Regions from separate parts of the Homo sapiens genome. Here region 2 is linked to region 1. A link is a contact called in ENCODE Hi-C or POLR2A ChIA-PET data. All regions are on one chromosome and are shown on one strand. The core of a region is the stretch at or near the end of the contact, and the rest is flanking DNA. Distances in the headings are between cores, read along the strand shown.

What was found. Hi-C counts contacts between places; a loop is a spot of excess contacts on that map. ChIA-PET counts read pairs that join two places held with the same protein, here RNA polymerase II (POLR2A). Pooled maps may share reads with other maps.
Region 2: a pooled map shows a loop between it and region 1 (4-fold over the local background). The contact joins the promoter of FOXO6 here to the enhancer-like site in region 1. A Hi-C loop is called at or near these places in 6 of 50 pooled maps. POLR2A ChIA-PET finds 5 or more read pairs at or near these places in 4 of 52 experiments (BJ, CD4-positive, alpha-beta memory T cell, WTC11 and 1 more).

What each region holds. Positions count from the first base shown.
Region 1 is chr1:41,001,903-41,008,339 of GRCh38, reverse strand. It overlaps CTPS1 (CTP synthase 1), which reads right to left. Exons shown (of 19, transcript NM_001905.4): 11 at 6,086-6,180; 12 at 5,164-5,226; 13 at 2,246-2,289; 14 at 795-891. Among named protein-coding and RNA genes, the nearest start is that of SLFNL1-AS1, 9.5 kb to the left of the region's middle. RefSeq lists a silencer at 1,117-1,317 and enhancers at 256-1,455, 4,200-4,349. Within about 2 kb of position 4,484, at least 12 of the 41 ENCODE cell types and tissues checked have a DNase peak (open chromatin) inside an H3K27ac peak, as active enhancers do.
Region 2 is chr1:41,358,479-41,364,668 of GRCh38, reverse strand. FOXO6 (forkhead box O6) reads right to left here and starts at 3,235. Exons shown (of 3, transcript NM_001291281.3): 1 at 2,325-3,235. The coding sequence starts at 2,738. RefSeq lists silencers at 2,520-2,739, 2,940-3,599 and enhancers at 3,398-3,692, 3,760-3,829.

The DNA of each region.
Region 1 (6,437 bases), core at 3,235-5,734:
ACGGCAAGGCCCTGGGAACGTGGCAGGATGGGAGGCATTTTAAGAGCTGCACAGATGACCTCTGATGATCATTCAGTTCCAATCATGGTCATCAAAGGTCATCAGCCCTCAGTGGCTGCATGTGAACAAGCTGGACATTTGCGAACGGGCTGCTCTACTGACTCATTTCACAGTTGCCTCGAGATCCCCAAATCCACAGAACATCAGAGTTGGTAAGAGAAAGATCCGATACTCAAGTGACTCCAGCTATGCTGCTACAGAACGCCCAGACAGACACAAGGGTGCCTCTGCTAATACAGTAAAGGCAGAATTTTCCCAGTAGACAAGAAGGAAATCTGTGTAATAGTCATTTTCTTAACTATTTTCCTCCGAAAACTACCCTAAACCTTCAGCATCTATTAGTACTTTATTAGAACAGAATCTACTTAGGCTGAATCATATGAAATTGCCATCTTTGTGTGACAAAAATTGCCAAACATCAGCAATTGATATGGCTGGTCTTAATAGGAAAGTAACCGATAAGGATGAATGTAACCTCACTGCCTCATTCTGTTGAGGCGCCCATGCCTAGGAGTCTGACTGCACTGCCAGTGTCCTTTCTAAGACCCACACTGCTTCTATGGCTATCACAGTGCATCCTAAAAGGGTATGAATAAGAGAGGAAAGAATGAACTTCAAAAGCAAGAACGAAACCAAAAAAAGCCAGCCTGCTCCTCGAAGCCACAGCATCACCCTAAGACACGCGTCCTGGGCACGCAGAGCCAAAGGCTGGGCCAGCGTGAGGCAGCTCTTACTCATGACTGAGTTCTTGGTCTGGAACAGGGTTCTCCTCTTGCCCAGCCTCATGGTTCCGCCCATCTGCCCTGGGTTGTGTTCTGGCATGTCTACGACCTGGAGATGTTCAGAAAACAGACACCAACTACAGAACTCTGCTTCCGCTAGAGAGAAACCTCCCTCGCTGAGTGGGTGGCAAAGGCTTGTAAGTAAGCTCTAATTCTCCAGGCTTTCCTTATGAGACATTTTGTCACAGAAGAAAATGCCTCCCAGTTGGCATTTGTAACCTCGGTTGGGTGGAGGCTCCGTCCTTCAGCCTGTCCTCCTGATCTGCAGACAGGACCACAGCAGCCCCTCCTCAGGCTAGTCCCGCCCCAGCACTGTGGACGGTAAGCATCACTTCCTTAGAAAGACTGATACAGTAGCACAGACACGGACTGGATGTGTCATAACATGTCTGTCATCGCCCCAGCTAGCCTGATGACTGCTCAAAGGCAAGGGATGCAGGGCTAGCACCCTGCAGCTTAGCAAGCATCTGAGGACTGGGTGGGCCATGCACTGATGGCCCAGTCCACCTCTCAGCCCAGCGTTCCCAGGCACCTTCTGATTCCAGGCTCTCTGTGCCCTGTTCCTCCTGACCCCAAAGCCCCATGCTGCAAAACATTTGCTGGTCCACTCCTGAGGCCTTAGTATCAGCAAAGTTCAATTTCAGGTCAACAAACACAGTGATGCTGTCTAAGTGCCGTGAGATCAAGAACTTTGTCCGTCTCATTTAGCACGGTGTCCTCAGTGACAAGGGCAGTCCCAGCATATAGTACGCATTCACATTTGCTGACTGCTGAAAAACGTAAATAAGTGCCCTTCCCTTTACATCCCTGTCACCCTGGGCTGGGAATTCAAAGGTGATTAAAGGCATCGTCCCTCCTCCATGTGCCTAACAGTACAGCGGGCTGAGAATGCCACATGCCCTCGGCATGAAATCTAACGCAAGGTACGCCAGCCTGGAAAATCTTTGGATACGGTTAAGCCAACCAGTGCTCCAACCCAGCAGTTCTCCCAGGACTATGGCTGGGGATCCCATGAATTAATATAAAATATACATATGAAAGCAGTGAGAGCAGCGGCTGGCACACAGTAAGTACACATGCCAGGGTCTCATATTAGTATCTATACTGTGTTCTGGGAGTTGAGGGGAGTAGGGATGGAGAAGAATTTTAATCAGGAATCCCCTCCAGTTTCCTGGGCTGGTACCTGTCTTAAAAACTTTCTGTGGTCAATGAAAGATTAGGGAGGAATTACATAATGAAAAAGAAAAGTTTTTCCTCTCTGGTAGGTCTGAGTGCCCAAAACCTCAGGGTTCTTTGGGATGGACTCAAGCAGTCTCACTTCTTGTCTCTAATCATCAATCACGTTCATAAATGCCCCTTCTACACCCTTCTAAGCCCTGTGGAGGTTCAAACACTTGACTCACCACGGGATGACTGGTCGTAGGGTCAAACTCTGTAGAATTGGCATCTGAAATACCAAAATACTTGTTATGAAAATAGTTACAAACGAAAGTGATTAATAGTTTCATTGCTAAGCTCTAAACACAACTTCCCTCCTCAGTTTAAGATCAGTGATTAGAACAAAAACTAAAGATAGCATCCCCCTGACCTCATCCCCAGACGAGATCTCACTGTTGTCCAGGCTGGAGTGCAGTGGTGCGATCATAGCTCACTGCAGCCTTGAACTCCCAGGTTCAAGCAATCCGCCAGCCTCAGCCTCCCAAGAAGGTCAAACTACAGGGGCACACTACCACATCCAGCTAATTTTTTTTCATTTTTTGGAGAGACAAAGGCTATATTGCCAGGCTAGTCTCAAACACCTGGGCTCAAGCAATCCTCCTGCTTTGGCATCCCAAAGTACTGGGATTACAGGTGCAAGCCACCAGACCGGCAATAAATAGCATTTTTAAGACATAAAATACTCAACCCACACACACGTGAATTTTTTTACGTTAAGTATAACTCTCTGGAAAGTCAATCAGTACAAAATGGGAAAATCAAAACTAATGGCATAACCTAGTAATTTTTAATTAGATACTGTATCTTTGACAGTTTTTTTTTTTTGAGACAGAATTTCACACTTGTGGGCAACAAGTGTGGGCAGGCTGGAGTGCAATGGCGTGATCTCGGCACCAAAACCTCCACCTCCAGGTCTCAAGCGATTCTCCTGTCTCAGCCTCCCGAGTAGCTGGGATTACAGGTATACACCACCATGCCCAGCTAACTTTGTATTTTTAGTAGAGACGGGGTTTCTCCATGTTGGTCAGGCTGGTCTCGAACTCCTGACCTCAGGTGATCTGCCTGCCTCGGCCTCCCAAAGTGCTGGGATTACAGGCGTGAGCCACTGCGCCCCGCCTGTGACAGTTCTTATATTGTTTGTTTGTGTTTTAAGACAAGAGTCTCACTATGTCACCCAGAATGGAGTGCAGTGGCACAATCTTGGCTCACTGCAACCTACACCTCCAGAATTCAAGTGATTCTCATGTCTTGGCCTCCCAAGTAGCTGGGATTACAGGCGCACACCACCACACCTGGTTATTTTTTGTATTTTTAGTAGAGATGGGGTTTTTCCATGTTGGCCAGGCTGGTCTCGACCTCCTGGCCTCAAGTGATTAACCCAACTCAGCCTCCCAAAGTGCTGGGATTACAGGCCTGAACCACCATGCCCAGCCAAGTTTTTATATTGTCTTAATGTTTCAGACTCTTGTCTCTCTGAGATAAACAAGTACTATTTCTTCTATACTTCTTTCATCTTCAGCAGCTAATACAAAGCCCTACTCAACTGTTTCACTCAATAGCTCAGTCAGAAATGAACTGATTTCAACTCAACCTTTCTAACCTTCATTGAACTTACCGTCTAACCAAAGCAAAACCACTAAAGACCAAAAGGCAAAGGACCAAGTTCCTGGTACTATGTGAACGCTGGGCACTGTTCTCCTCCTGGCCTGAACCAGGGTCCAGTCTCAACTGAAGTGTAAGCTCATCACCAAAGCACCTACCCATTTGGGAACCTAAGTGAGAGGCAGAGGTCTGGGGCTGTGAAGGATCCAGGGAGACCAGAAAGCCAGCTCTGGGGTGGCGGGTGATAAGACAGTGCCTCTCAGGACTCAGAAGCCAGCACTCAAGGGCATGCTGTCTACCAAACTAAGCCACACCGCCAGGTCACTGTGAAGCAGCCTCTCAGGGAAAGGGTGAATGAAACCCAGCCCTAAACCATATGCTGGCCACCAGAGTCACTTGTTCTTTATAAAGTCAAACTGCTTTTACATTCCTTCAGGTTACTTTATTTTCCACAGAATTTACAAGGTCTTTCTGAAAATCTAGTATTTGTCGGGTGGGCTACAGAGAATAAATGGGCTGTGGTGGACCATTCCAGGGTGGCCCCAGTGCAGCATGCTCAGTCTTCACACCCATGTGTGTTCTCCTCCCCTGCCGGCTCGGGGCTTGGCCACGTGACTTGTTTTGGCCAACGGGACATCAGCAGGCCTGATAAGTGCCTGCATAACAGGCCTGTCATTTTGGAGTCCAGCTGCCCACCCTGTGTGAGGAAGCTTGGGCTGGATTAATGAATGATGAGCCACTAGGTGGAGACAGCATCTTGACGTCCCGGCTGGGCCGAGCTCACAGCTGAACACAAGGCAGGAGTGTGCCATCTCAGATAGTACACCACGTGCAGCTGAAACCCAGGCACTGAGCCAAACCACAGAATACTGAGATGAGAAGTCACTGCTGTTGGGAGCCACTGAGCTTTAGGGAGGTCTGTCACATAGTAATACACAGCTAGGCGAAGAGCTGATATTATCTGAGCATTTCCCTATTTTCCAGGCACTACTAGAGACTATTTACATACATTATCTCCCTTAATCATGTGAAGTACGTACCTTTATTACTCCCATTTTACAGAAAAAACGGAGGCCCATAAAGGCTAAGTAAATTGCTTAAAATCACCCATAAGCGGTAAGGTTGGAATCTGAGCCCAGTTTCAATAGCTCCAGAGCCCAGGTTCTCATAATAACTGCCCAAGCCTCACTTAGGACAAGGACTTCACACCAGGCACCAGCTTCAGGATGGTGGCCACGGTGATCAAAGTGACAGAATCTCAAGAACAGGAACACAGAGGCAGAAGGCAAAGGAGGGAGTCTGGCTGTGCTCCCTCCTTCCTGCATGGAGGAGCCGTGCTGTTCCTCAAGAGGCAAGGCAGCTCCCTTACGGCACACCATGAGGTGCTAGGAACCCAGGCCTGCCCTTCTCCAAAGCTCCTGATCACCCAGGCGGCAACAGGCCTCATATCCTCCAGAAATACACAAGCGGGAATTGAATGAGTGTCTTAATGCACGCTTACCTTGCCATCCCAGCACGTTTCTTGAGAATTCAACCACTGCCAACTGCATCCCTAAGCACACGCCTTCCAGTCGGGGGGAAAAAACAAACAAAACTCCATTGAAAAGGCAGCTCCTACTTTTCCCAGCAGCCTCTGCAATGGCCTTTGTGTCCTTTATTTGGAGAATTATAATTGCAAACTCATAACTTCCTGCTATGAACAAGTACTCTCTGCTGTTACACTTTACTTGTATTAGATTTCAAAAACTGCATGTAAAGTAGATGAAAATTCTAGATTTGCAAAGTTATCCGATTTTAGAAGTAAGTGATATTCTATTCAGTACTTTTTTCCCCCCAGACAGGGTCTTGCTGTTGCCCACTCTGGAGTGCAGTGGAGAGATCTTGGCTCACTACAGCCTCAAATTTCTGGGATCCAGCAACCCTCCTGCCTCAGCCTCCACAAGTGTTGGGTTTACAGGTGTGAACCACCGTGCCTAGCCTCAGTACTTTAAAATTCAAGTTTTCTTACCCTCTCTCATTAAGTTTTTATTTATAATTGTTCAAGTTGAAAATTACTAAAATGTACAGCACCAGGAGGCATGCAAAATCATTTTGTCCAATTACAGTCAGCTGTTGTGCCAAGTGAGCAGATATAAAACTCAACCTCACGTGTGCTACAAACAGCTGGGTTCATTAAATGGACAGGAATTCACAATTCATTCTCTCAAAATTCCACGACATCTACATGTAGCTCATAAGCATAAATAAGCTTTCCAAGACTGAATTTGTCTCTAAAGAGAAAACATGAAGGCTTCTACTTGAGCTCCTATCCACAAAGACAGCATGTTTCAGTAATCCCCCCACTTTGTTCATAGGCTCCCACGTGGCACCGTTCCCCACTCTTTCCTACTCTTAAGTGAAGACTGCACTGCAGAGCTCCTTACCCAAAAAAGGCTTTTTCTGATTCCGAGCCCAGGCAATTGCTTGGATTTTTCCTTCTGTTCCTCGAACACCAAATCCTCCTGGAACCAGCACTCCACTGCACAAAAGAACAAACCACAAAGGCAATTCCCCTTTTCTACCAGTCCAACTTGCAATAATCGCCTAACGGGCCATTACCAAGACACTGAAGCCATGAATTAACCCCATACATTGTGCTACTGTGACAATGAATTGTATGTAAACACTATCAACTTAGAAACTGCATATGAAACTATGGACTTTTCTTAGTAACTTAAGAACATGCTTATTGCAAGTGAAAAAGATAGTATACATAATTGTAATACTGCCACTGCA
Region 2 (6,190 bases), core at 1,986-4,485, 360 kb before region 1:
GCAGTGTGGTGCTGTGGAAACCGCATCCAATGGGCAGGCGGGAGGCCTGGGCCCTCATCCAAGGCCTGCTGCTCAGTGATGCCGGTGGCAAGACTCCTATCCCCTTCCAGGGCCTCAGTCTCACCGTCTGGGAAATGAACTCATGGGTCTAAACTATCTCCAAGCATATTCTCAATCACGTTTTAGGATTTATACCTGCCCATATTCAAAGCCTTCAGTGTGTCCCTCCCACCCCCCCACCCCCCCGCCAGCAGGACACTGTTCCAGAGGTGCTTGGGGACCCTGGAGGGAGACACATGTAGGCTGGATTCCAGCTTTCCCATCTACTAACTGTGTGACCAGTTCACTCCTAAATACGGGCCTCAGGGCCTTCCTTGTACCTGGGGCCAATGCCGGCTTTGGAGACCCTGGAGGGAGACCATTTGGTCACAGTAAAACCACCTCAGGGACTGCTGAGAGCGTTAAAGGCAGATGTGTCAAGGTGCCTCTCACAGTGTTTGGCCCCAAGACCTTCAATGAACTGCAGTTCTCTGCTTACTTCCAGCCTCATGTTCCCTCTTCCCATCTTTCCCCATGCTGCCTGATGCAGCAAGCCCAGCTGGAGCTACATGTCCTGCAAGAAGCCCTCCCAGCCACTCTGGCCCAATGTACTGTCCCCTGCCTCAGCATCCTGCACCATCCACTCAGTTCCCTACTCTTTCACTAGACACACACTGGTGGCTTCTTGGTGTCAAGACTGTATGCTGGGTGCTGTGGGCACAGAATGGTTCTGACACTGCCACTGTCTTCCAAAAGCAGGGTAGAGAGGGGAAATGAGACAGAACACAAATGACTAAAACCTGCTACCAGCAGGGAGAGGGCCAGAGAAAGGGGAGTCCTAAGCTAGCTAAAAAGGGTTTAGGGAAGGCTTCCTGGAGGAGGCATCTGAACTCTGTACCCTTGAGGACAGTGAATACATCTACAGGGAGGAGTAAGCCAGGGCATGGGGAGTGCAGGACACACTTGGGGGAAATGTGTTCTGGTGGGGGTTGAGCCCAAGGGGATGGGAGAGGGGATGCGGAAAGAGACCCAGGTCTACTCCTCCAGCCTGTGTTCCTGCCCCACAGTGGCCGGTGAGGGACAGAAGCTGCCAGCACTAACCCTGAGAGCCATGGGCTCCCAGGTCAGGATACCCTGGCTCTACAATGCTGCCCCTGGGTATCTAGAGCTGTTCATGCCCACAAGTCTCCCCTCCTCCACTGGCACACCTCCTTCCTCTGACCCAGCTCACAGGCACCACAGGGCACAGCCCCCTCCCTTGACATAGGCATGCCTCCCTCACAGAGGCCACTCCTCCCATAGGGAGGCTGACAGTTCGCCTCCTAGGCACAGGAGGGGTCTCCAGCCTCCTCTCCCCCAAAGGCATAGACTATCCCCACTCTCCAACAAGATGGCCAGGGGAGGAGCTGGGTCGAGAGGCCACAATCCAAGCAAGCCCCTGTCCCCTCCTAAGGTGGCTCCCCCCTTTCCACTGGCTGGCACTGAGGCCTCCCTGGGGTACCCTGCCCCTCCCCCAGCCCCTAAATGGATCTGGGCTCCGACAGCTAGGGAAGTGGAAAAAAGCATCCTGGGTGGGTATGGACAGATCCCCAGCTCTCAACACCCTGTCCTCACACCAGCAGGGGCCATCACCAGTGACCCCCATCCTGATCTAGGTAAGGGGGGCAGCAGCCACCCCATGGAGAACTCAGATCTCAGGTCACCTGCCGAGTTCCCCACTCCAGGCTGGTTGGTGCCCTAGGGTGAACTCTGGCACCACAAGAAGAACTGTGGGCCCATGGTCACACTCCTCACCCTGGGGACAGCTCCAGGAAGCGCAATGATAGAGATTTGGGAGGGAAAGCCGGCATTGGCCCCAAGTCATTATTCCAGCGCTCTAAGAAGGGTGCCCTGGTGGAAAGGGTAAAACAAGAGTCACACAAAGCAGACTTGGGGGAGGAGGGGGAGGCTCCCCAATGTCCGCGGCCTGGGAATGGGTTCCTCTGCTATGCCCCCAAGGACAGGGTGGGGACGTGCCTCGGGGACGCCTCAAAGCGGCAGTCCCTTGTCACCCTACCAGACCTCCCACCCCGCATCCCTCCCCGCAAGGGAGCACGCACACAGCTGCTCCCAGTACGCCCCCGCCCGTCCGCTGGCCGGCCCCACGCCCTGGGCGCACACTCTGTGACCCCGGGGGGTGCCAAAAAGCCCTCCTTCTGACGGCCCTCCTGGAGCCCAACACACCTAGCAGCCCCTGGAAGCCCCAGTCGGCGTCCCCAGCCCCCTCCCCAGCCGGACGCCCCCACCTTCCAGCCGGCCGAGCTGTTGCTGTCGCCTTTATCCTTGAAGTAGGGCACGTAACGGACCATCCAGTCGTAGATCTGCGAGAGCGTGAGCCGCTTGTCCGGGGCGCTCTCGATGGCTTTGGTGATGAGGTCGGCGTAGGACAGGTTCCCCCACGCGTTCCGCCGAGAGCTCTTCGCTTTCCGCAGCGGTCCGACCTCCGCGCCCAGGGGCGGCGCTGGGGCCATCGCCGGGGCCGTAGCCCGGCGCTCCGGCCCGCAGTCCTCGGCGCCCTCGGCCACCCCTGCGCCCAGCGCTCCGTCCTCGTCGCCGGCCAAGTCAGGCTGCGGCAGGGGCCAGGTACACGAGCGCGGCCGGCTCTGCGGCGCGAAGTCCGGGTCCACGTCCACCTGATGCGCTCGCAGCTTCGCAGCCATGGTCCCGCCCGGCTCGGGCGAGGAGGGGAGGGAGGCTTCGCGGAGGGTGGGCGGGCGGCTCCGGGATCTGCACGCCCCGGGGAGGCCCGCGGGAGGGGTCCCTGGCGGCGCTGTCTCAGCCGCGGGGCGCCATGGGCCGAGGCGCGGAGGCAGGGGGCTGGACGCGCTGGGGAGCACGAAGGGAGGGAAAGACCTGGGCAGTGAGGGGGCGGCGGCCCGGGAGCCCAGCGGGCACACACCTCGCCCAGCCCCGCTTCTAGCACCTGCCGCCTGCCTGCGCCTGCAGCCACCACCGCCACCGCCGCTGCCGCCGCTCCCCGGGCGCCGGCCCTGCGCACGGGCCCTGCTCTCCCGGGACGAGGCCGGATTGCACCATGCCGGAGCCCGAGCCGGTGCCGGAGCCCGCGCCGCCGCCGCCCGGTGAATGCTGCCGCCGCCGCCGCTCCGGCTCCAGCGCCAGCTCCCGCGCCTGCCGCGCTCAGCGCCGGCTGCACCTCGGGATGGGCGGGGGACGGGGAGGGGGCGGGCCCGACGCGGGAGGGGGCGGGGCGTTTCGCCTGCGGCCGCGGAATCCTCAGCCAGCCCAGGTGCCCCGCCCGCGGGCTGGGAGACCGGGCGCTGAGCTCCCAGCTCGGGGCGACCCCGCCGCAGCCCCTGCAAGCAACAGCGCCGCCTACGGAGCAGGGGCGGAGCGGCTGGCGCGACCCCGCCCCCTGCTCGGCGCGGAGGCGGGGGGGCTAGGGGGCGGAGCCCTAACACTCCCATTGGTCCGCGGCTGGACTGTCCTGCCCATGGGCTCGACAGGATCCCTCCCAGAAGCGCGTCACCGGTTATTGTTACAACCCGGGGTTTCCCGGGGCAACGGGATGGGGCGGGGCTCAGGGCACTGGCCCCGCCTTCTACTCCGGAGAGGACTGCCCCGCCCTCTGTTTGTAGACTCCTGACGTTCCCAAGTCTCCGTTCCAGGACTCTGACAGGGAGGATGATCGAACTCTGCTCTTCTTTGTGCCCTGGACTGAGCTGGGGAAAAAGAATGGGTCAAGAATACCTGGGTTCTAGGCTAGGCTTTGCCACAATTCTCGCTCCTCCATCCGCAAACATGTTCTTCATGGTGCCTGTGGTCATAGTTTTAGAGCTCCAGTTCTCAAAGTTTGACGCAGAGCAGAATCATCCCCTAGAGCTTGTTAACATTGCTGGACCCCAACTCCAGAGTTTCTGATTCGGCAGGTCTGGGTTGGGGCCCCAGACTTTGCATTTCTAACCAGCTCCCAGGTGATGCACGAGAGACCACACCTTGCAAACCATTGTTTTAGAGTCTGTGGGAGGTTCTTACTGCGGTTGTTGGAACAAGCACTTGTCTAAAGTTCACAGTGTTTGGGGAGATGCTTCTCAATCAGTTCCTGGATATTTATTGAGCACCTCTGACGCACCAGGCACTGTCCAGGGCTCTACAGTGAGAGCAGCAACTGAAACAAATGAGGTCCCCTACTGCATAGACTAGTCAGGAGTCAGATGCTAATCAGATCATCACATGAGCTCAGAAGGGCGAGGCTAGCCGAGAGGTTGGGCAGTCCGTGGCCTCATCCTACAGGCTGCTGAGCTAGGTTTCCCAGTCACCACTGCACCTGCTGGCCTTCGCTCAGGGTATTTATCCCCTCTGCCTAGAACACCATTTCCCCGCCGCAAGGCCCTCATCAGAGATTCTCCCACTCTTCAAAGCTCCGTGCAAATGTCAACTTAGCCCTGACACCTTCTCTAGCCCCAACTCCCAACACTTTCTGTTCTCTGCTTGCCCAGACCACTTGTTGAGCTGCCAGCAACACCTTGTGCCCCTTTAGCACAATATTCCTATTTTGCCAATCAGGAAACTGAGGCCCAGAATGAGCAGGTGATTCCCCTGGTGGCATGGCCAGGACTGGAATCTCAAGCTCCTGATTTCTTTACCAGCCAGTACCTTGCTCCTGAGGACGCTGGAGATGCGAAGGTCTCTGGGCAGTGGGAGGGCTGAGCCCAGGCCATGGGAGATGGCCTCCTTTCTCAAAAATTTCTTCCTTCCAGTTTAGGACCTGAGGAGCAGGGCCAAGGGTGAGGGTGGGGGTGGGGCTGGAGGAGCCCCTCCTCATTCCCCAGGGTGGGAGCAGGACTTGCTTGCAGATGCCTGGCGTGGCATTTGCCTGAGTCATATCCCAAGGCAAGGGTGGGCATGGGAAGTGCTGGCTGACGACCCCTCCGATCCATACACATACACACATCCTCCAGGTGATTCTGTTTAGAGTCACAAGGAGCCTGAAATCATTGCTGAATCCACCCCCCACCACCACATCACTCGTATGCCCTCCATGCCTGGGGAGTCCATACTGGGAGCTGCTCCCCTAAGGGACCCTGGAGACCGAGCAAGCCTCCCGCCAGTCTGCGGCCCTGGCCCAGCTCTGAGCTGTGAGGCAGAGGCCTGCTGAGGGCCATACCATTGCTGGGAGGATCCTTAGCTGGGGGCCCTGGCACAGGCTGCCAACATGGGTCTGGGAAGCCAGGTTGGCAGAGATGCACTAGAGGCTGACTCAGGCCCCTGCCCTGCCCGGTGTCCACAGCTGCTGCCTGGACTCTCCTCTGAGGCCCATGTCTGGTACACTCAGCTCCTACACACACACACACACACACACACACACACATTCAAACTCACACCCAATGGCACACACTCACATTCTTCTCACTCACAACTTGGCCCCTGCTCACACATTCATTTTGAGGCAGTATAACATAGTGATTAAGAGCATGGGCAAGATACATAACTGCTCAAAGCCACTCTTTCCTACTCTACAAATGACTACCATAATAGCACTACCTTCACAGGATATTTGAAAAATTAAATACATTTATGAATGTGAGCACCAGGCTCAGAATAAGCGCGCAATAAATGCTAGCTGTTTTTATTGCTGCTTTTGTGTGTACATACCTTCCCTTCCTACTTTGCCCAGCTCATACAGTCCCACCTGCTCTTACCATGCACACACTCACAGCCGCTCACACATGTAGGCTCACTCACAAGCACACTCGCCACGTGCCTCACGCTTGTGTCTCAATTACACAGACCCATGGTTTCTACCTACAGTTCCCTTGACCACCAGCTCTCACCCTTCCCCGCTCCCCCAGGCTGGCTCTCAAGCTCCCATCCACCCTCCCTACCACGCCCACATTCATTTCTGTTCACAAACAAGCCCCCACTTGCTTCCCCTTTCATTCCTCGTTTTTCCACATGCAGGCACATATTCTTCACTCACACCTCCCTGGACACTGGAACATGCTCGCATTCCAGTGCACGCGCACTCACTTGCCCACAGGCAGGTGGATGTGCGCGTTACCCACTCAACTCGTGCTTGGATCACAAAACTTGTACACATACACTCAAACAATCCCAGCGCATGCCTCAATACCTCAGCTGACTCGCCCACTCC